Regions from separate parts of the Homo sapiens genome. Here region 1 is linked to region 2. Evidence: read pairs that join two places in POLR2A ChIA-PET (ENCODE). Cell type or tissue: Caco-2. All regions are shown on one strand. Each heading gives the region's core, and the rest is flanking DNA. Links, peaks and the distances in the headings are about the cores only.

What was found. Peaks named below come from ENCODE experiments on the same cell type or tissue, not always from the same donor. Only the 100,000 strongest peaks of a DNase experiment are listed, where the experiment ranks them.
Region 1: POLR2A ChIA-PET joins it to region 2 with 5 read pairs; 5 of 35 experiments call an interaction of 5 or more read pairs at or near these places.

What each region holds. Positions count from the first base shown.
Region 1 is chr20:47,529,729-47,532,541 of GRCh38, reverse strand. All of the region lies in intron 1 of NCOA3 (nuclear receptor coactivator 3), which reads right to left. Among named protein-coding and RNA genes, the nearest start is that of NCOA3, 29 kb to the right of the region's middle. RefSeq lists an enhancer at 2,599-2,813. In Caco-2, for the core only: no CTCF peak of the experiment used is centred there; no DNase peak of the experiment used is centred there.
Region 2 is chr20:47,399,679-47,402,491 of GRCh38, reverse strand. The region is part of intron 1 of LINC01754 (long intergenic non-protein coding RNA 1754); the gene reads left to right. Among named protein-coding and RNA genes, the nearest start is that of LINC01754, 11 kb to the left of the region's middle. In Caco-2, for the core only: no CTCF peak of the experiment used is centred there; a DNase peak (open chromatin) is centred at 1,631.

The DNA of each region.
Region 1 (2,813 bases), core at 220-2,719, 130 kb before region 2:
ATATAATGAGATCCCATCTCAAAAAGAAAATAATGGAAACCATGCATTTATATGCTATTATGCTATTTTTTAAAAAATGAATTTTTTTTAAAGTTGAAGTCCTTACAACTGTCTGCAAGGCCTCACTGTTACCTCTCAGATTTCTCTTGCTACTTACGTCTTTGTTCACTGTCCTCCAAACACTGTGCTCCAAAACACTGGTCACCTTGCTGTTCTTCAAATTCACTAAGAATGCTCCTAACAAAGGGCCTTTCCACTGGTAGTTCCCTCTAAACAGAAAGCTCCCCATCCCAACCTTACCCCAACCCAATATTCTCAGGGCTTACTTACTTCCTGGTGTCCTTGTTTAAGTATCACTTACTTAGCAAAACTTACCATGATATCTAAAACGTAAACCCTGCAACACACACACACACACACACACACACACAAGTCCCCCCCTACAAAGTTTTATTTTTTTTCCGTAACCTTTCTAGTCACTGGTATATTCCTAACATCTAAGGAATAGGCAACACATGGCTAGCACTCAATAAATTTTTGCAGAATAAATTAAAGCATGGAAGAAGAAATGAAAGTTAAAGGATTTTGGAGGGTGTGAGGATGTACACGTTTGAGGGGTCAAGGACTAAACAAAAATCAATCTGACAGGAGCAGAGAACACACGCAGTAAAGAAGCTTCCAAAGGTAAAGAAAAGACCTTGGTTAACAGTGAGAAACCAGAAAAAGTGAGGGACCTGAAGGATGGAAAGTTGACAGAGGTAAAAAGGTTACAAGCCAGACGGAAATTTAGGCTGAGGGAAGGGATAAGACAGTTGCAGACTGGAGGAAAGCTGAGAAGGGGAAGTGCATGAAGAGGTCAAGAGAAAAGTTATAGATACAGGAAAGGTCAAGAGGAAGGATGAGACTGTACAAGGGAGGAGCAGATCACAGGGAAGGGATGGAGAACACTGTTATGTCACAACATTATTCTTGCTCAAATCTAGCCCAACAGTCCAGAAGAGATATACTTCTGCATTAATATGGCTTTACTTCCAAAATGTCAGTGATGTGCAAGTGTAAAAACACAGAAAGATATCTGTAATACATCTGTTTCATCACTTTGAACCCTTAAATTCCTCTCTGCAAAAGTGCAGTTTAAAGGTTCATTTATATATCTTGAATTCCCCAATTTCTTTTTGTTTGTTTGTTTGTTTGTTTGTTTGAGATAGTCTCGCTCCGTCGCCCAGGCTGGAGTACAGTGGCACAATCTCGGCTCACTGCATGCAGCCTCTGCCTCCTGAGTTCAAGCGATTCTTCTGCCTCAGCCTCCCGAGTAGCTGGGATTACAAGTGACCACCACCAAACCCGGTTAATTTTTGTATTTTTAGTAGAGACAGGGCTTCACCACGTTGGCCAGGCTGATCTTGAACTCCTTACCTCAAGTGATCTGCCTGCCCTCAGTCTCCCAAAGTACTGGGATTACAGGTGTGAGCCACCGCACCCAGCCAAATTCCTCAATTTTATTCCTTAATACCAATGTTAGGCATTAGCCATGGAAGAGATGAAAGATGAAACAGGGTAGATAATTACAATGTATTTGTAATCTACTCTTCACCCTACTGCTACGCCAGTTTACAGATCTAGGAAACCTGGACTTACATCATTAGAAAAGTTGGATAATAACACCTTGTTTGCCTTTAAATTTCAAGGAGCCAAACAAAAACACAGCATCAATTTTAATATAAAGTCTACTGACATTTTAAAAGATTAACAGGAACCTAAAATAGTTAAAATTGTTGGCCAGGCGCAGTGGCCCACGCCTGTAATCCCAGCACTTTGAGAGACCAAGGCAGGTGGATCACTTGAGGGCAAGAGTTTGAGACCAGCCTGACCAACATGGTGAAACCTTGTCTCTACTAAAAAAATACAAAAATTCGCCAGGCATGGTGGCGGGAGCCTGTAATCCCAGCTACTTGGGAGGCTGAGGCAGAAGAAATGCTTGAACCCAGGAGGCGGAGGTTGCAATGAGCCAAGATCGTGCCACGGCCCTACAGCCTGGGTGACAGAGTAAGACTCTGTCTCAAAAAAAAAAAAAAAAAAAGTTAAATCATTAAAAATTTATTGAATCAAACCAAAATACTGAGCTATGCAAATCTTTTTAAAACTTTGTCTCAATTTTCTCCTCTATACAAATCCTTTTAAAACTTTAATTTTCTCATCATTCTTCTGTATGTATAAAACCCTGTAAAATTTTATGTATGCAGCACTGTAACTAAAAGGATGATTATATATCTTCTCAGATACATAATCTACTGAAATAAAACAATCAAAACCATTTGAAACAATCAGGAATTTTGGAATCAGAAGTTTTAAAAATAATTTTACAATTTCAGTGTTTATGGCCACACTATTCAGGCAGAGATGAAACAAACATACAATACCTTAGATGTGAAAATATATGCACTGCTCATTAAAAGCTACATGCCATTTTATCACTGATAAGAGTAGCTTCAAATTCCACTCAGAGTGCAACTGCAGTTGCAATGAATCCAGCAGTATAAGCGTGCCTGCATGTTATTATGGGAAATAGTGGAAAATTTCACAGGCTGACATCCAGAATGTCTGCGGTTCTTCTTCATATTTCTTTCTTCCTGCAAAGCAGTTAATAGACCAGAAATTAAGTTTTTTTAAAAGGTGGAAATTTCCACTGTTTCTTTTTAAACTAGCCTTCTTAAATGTAAGTTGTAAAATGTTCCAAAATTCCAGCATGAGAGAAAGAATAATTCAGACAGGAAAGAATTGTTTATCATCTTCACATTTGGGTGAGGGGACTG
Region 2 (2,813 bases), core at 268-2,767:
ACTCCAGCCTGGGAGACAGAGCAAGACTCCACCTCAAAAAAAAAAAAAAAAAAGAAAGAAAGAACAAATGAGAAAGAACAGAACCCAAGAATCTTGCTTTTTTTTTTCTTTTTGAGACAAGGTCTTATTCTGTCACCCAGCCTGGAGTGCAGTGGTGCAATCACAGCTCACTGCAGCCTCGACCTCCTGGGCCCAAGCAATCCTCCCACCTCAGTGTTCTGAGTAGCTGGAACCACAAGCACGCACCACCACGCCTGGCTTCTTTTTTTTTTTAGACGGAGTCTGGCTCTGTCGCCCAAGCTGAAGTGCAATGCCGCGATCTCGGCTCACTGCAAACTCCACCTCTCGGGTTCAAGCGATTCTCCTGCCTCAGCTTCCCGAGCAGCTGGGATTACAGGCACCTGCCACCACACCCGGCGAATTTTTGTATTTTTAGTAGAGACGGGGTTTCACCATAGTGGCCAGGCCGTTCTCGAATCGAACTCCTGACCTCAAGTGATCCTCCCACCTCAGCCTCCCAAAGTGCTGGGATTACAGGCGTGAGCCACCACGCCCAGCATTTTTTTTTTTTTTTTTTTTTTTGGTGGAGATGCGGTCTCTCTACGTTGCCCAGGATGGTCTCAAACTCCTGGGCTCAAGTGATTCTCCCAATTAGGCCTCCCAAAATGTTGGGATTACAGGTGTGAGCCACAGCCCCCGGCCAAGAATACTACTCTTGATGGATATACCATTAATCTGGAAATCAAACAGAAACCAGAAGAGACAATATTAGCTCATGAACACAGCCAGTCGTGTTGGCTCATGCCTGCAGTCCTAGCGCTTTGGGAGGCAGAGGCAGGAAGACCACTTGACCCCAGTAGTTCAAGACCAGCCTGGGCAAAATGGCGAAAACTCTTCTCTACAAAAAATACTAAAATTAGCCGGACATGGTGGTGCGCACCTTTAATCTCAGCTACTCGGGAGGCTGAGGCAGGAGAATCTCTTGAACCCAGGTGGTGGAGGTTTCAGTGAGCCAAGATCGCACCATTGCACTCCAGCCTGGGCGAGAGAGACTGTCTCAAAAAAAAAAAAAAGGCCGGGTGCAGTGGCTCACGCCCTGTAATCCCAGCACTTTGGGAAGCCAAGGCGGGCGGATCACGAGGTCAGGAGATGGAGACCATCCTTGTTAACATGGTGAAACCCCGTCTCTACTAAAAAAATACAAAAAAATTAGCTGGGCGTGGTGGCAAGCGCCTGTAGTCCCAGCTACTGGGGAGGCTGAGGCATGGGAATGGCGTGAACCTGGGAGGTGGAGCTTGCAGTGAGCCGAGATTGCGCCACTACACTCCAGCCTGGGCGACAGATTGAGACTCCGTCTCAAAAAAAAAATAAAATAAAAGACATTGTGCACTTTAAATATACCCAGATCCTAAGATCCTAGCACAGTTGGAGCCAGGTGCTCAAAGATGTCTTCAGAATCTTCTAGTCCTTCATGCTGTCAGCGTCTTCTGTGAGGCTTCACTCTCAGTGTGGTGAGAGGGGCCAGCAGTCTCAAGAAAGGCGTGTCTCTGACAGTTTCAGCAGGAAGTGGTAGGAAATGAATCCTCTGATTGGCCCAGTTTGGGTCATGTGCCCAGATCTGACCAATCACATTGGCCAGATGGATGAAGCCCTCCGATTGGCTAGGTCTGGGTCACATGTTCACATCAAGCGTTGAGAGATCCAGATCTGGAGTAGAAGAACGAAAGTGATTGGCAAGAGTCTGCTCAGCAGGAAAAGCTCTACTGATCTACTCCATAGCTCCCTCTCTGTCTGGCTCCTGTTTCATTCTTCCCATTACAAAAATCCAGGGAAACTATTGGGCAAAGGCAGAGTCTCCTCCAAGGGCCTCAGTTGCTGGGCAGGCAAAGACCAAATGGTCTTTTCTTTAAGGGGGCGGGGTGCTATAATCACTTATATTAATTATTCAACCACATAAATTAACTTCCAGGACTCTGGATATATTTCGGGGGAAGAGTCTAAATAATTCATATTTGATTCATAATACGTGCATATTCTAATACCAGATAATTGGAAAATTATACACCAGAAATACTGTTCATGCAAATATGCATTGTTACTCTCTGCATAAAGGAGGCATTGCAGGCATAATTAATAATGATGGTGCCATAATAACAGTAAGTCTAATTCTGTGTTAAATTCTGTTTGATTATAATGCATTAAATCTATGATTTAACGGTTTTATACATGTACATGCACACGCATATAATTTTACAAAAAATCATAAATGTGATCATATCATATATGTTGGGGGAAAGAAAGTTTTTGTTTTTTGTTTTTTGTTTTGTGAGATGGAGTTTTGCTCTTGTCGCCCAGTCTGGAGTGCAATGGCACAATCTCAGCTCACCGCAACCTCCACCTCCCAGTTTCAAGTGATTCTCCTGCTTCAACCTCCCGAGTAGCTGGGATTACAGGGCCTCACCACCACGCCCAGCTAATTTTTACATTTTTAGTAGAGACGGGGTTTCACCATGTTAGCCAGGCTAGTCTCGAACTCCTGACCTCTGGTAATCCACCCCTGCCCTTGGCCTCCCAAAGTGCTGGGATTACAGGCGTGAGCCAACATGCCCGGCCAGGAAGTTTCTTCTAGAGAAATCTTTTTGGTTTTTCTCTTTCTTTTTTCTCTTGGCTTCTCCTTCCCTATTTCTCCTTTTTCTCTCCCGTTCTCACCTCGGGTTTGTATGCTCCCATCTTTTTCTCCATGCCTAGGTAATTTTATACAAATACACATATACAGCCAGGCTCGGGGGCTCATACCTTTAACCCCAGCACTT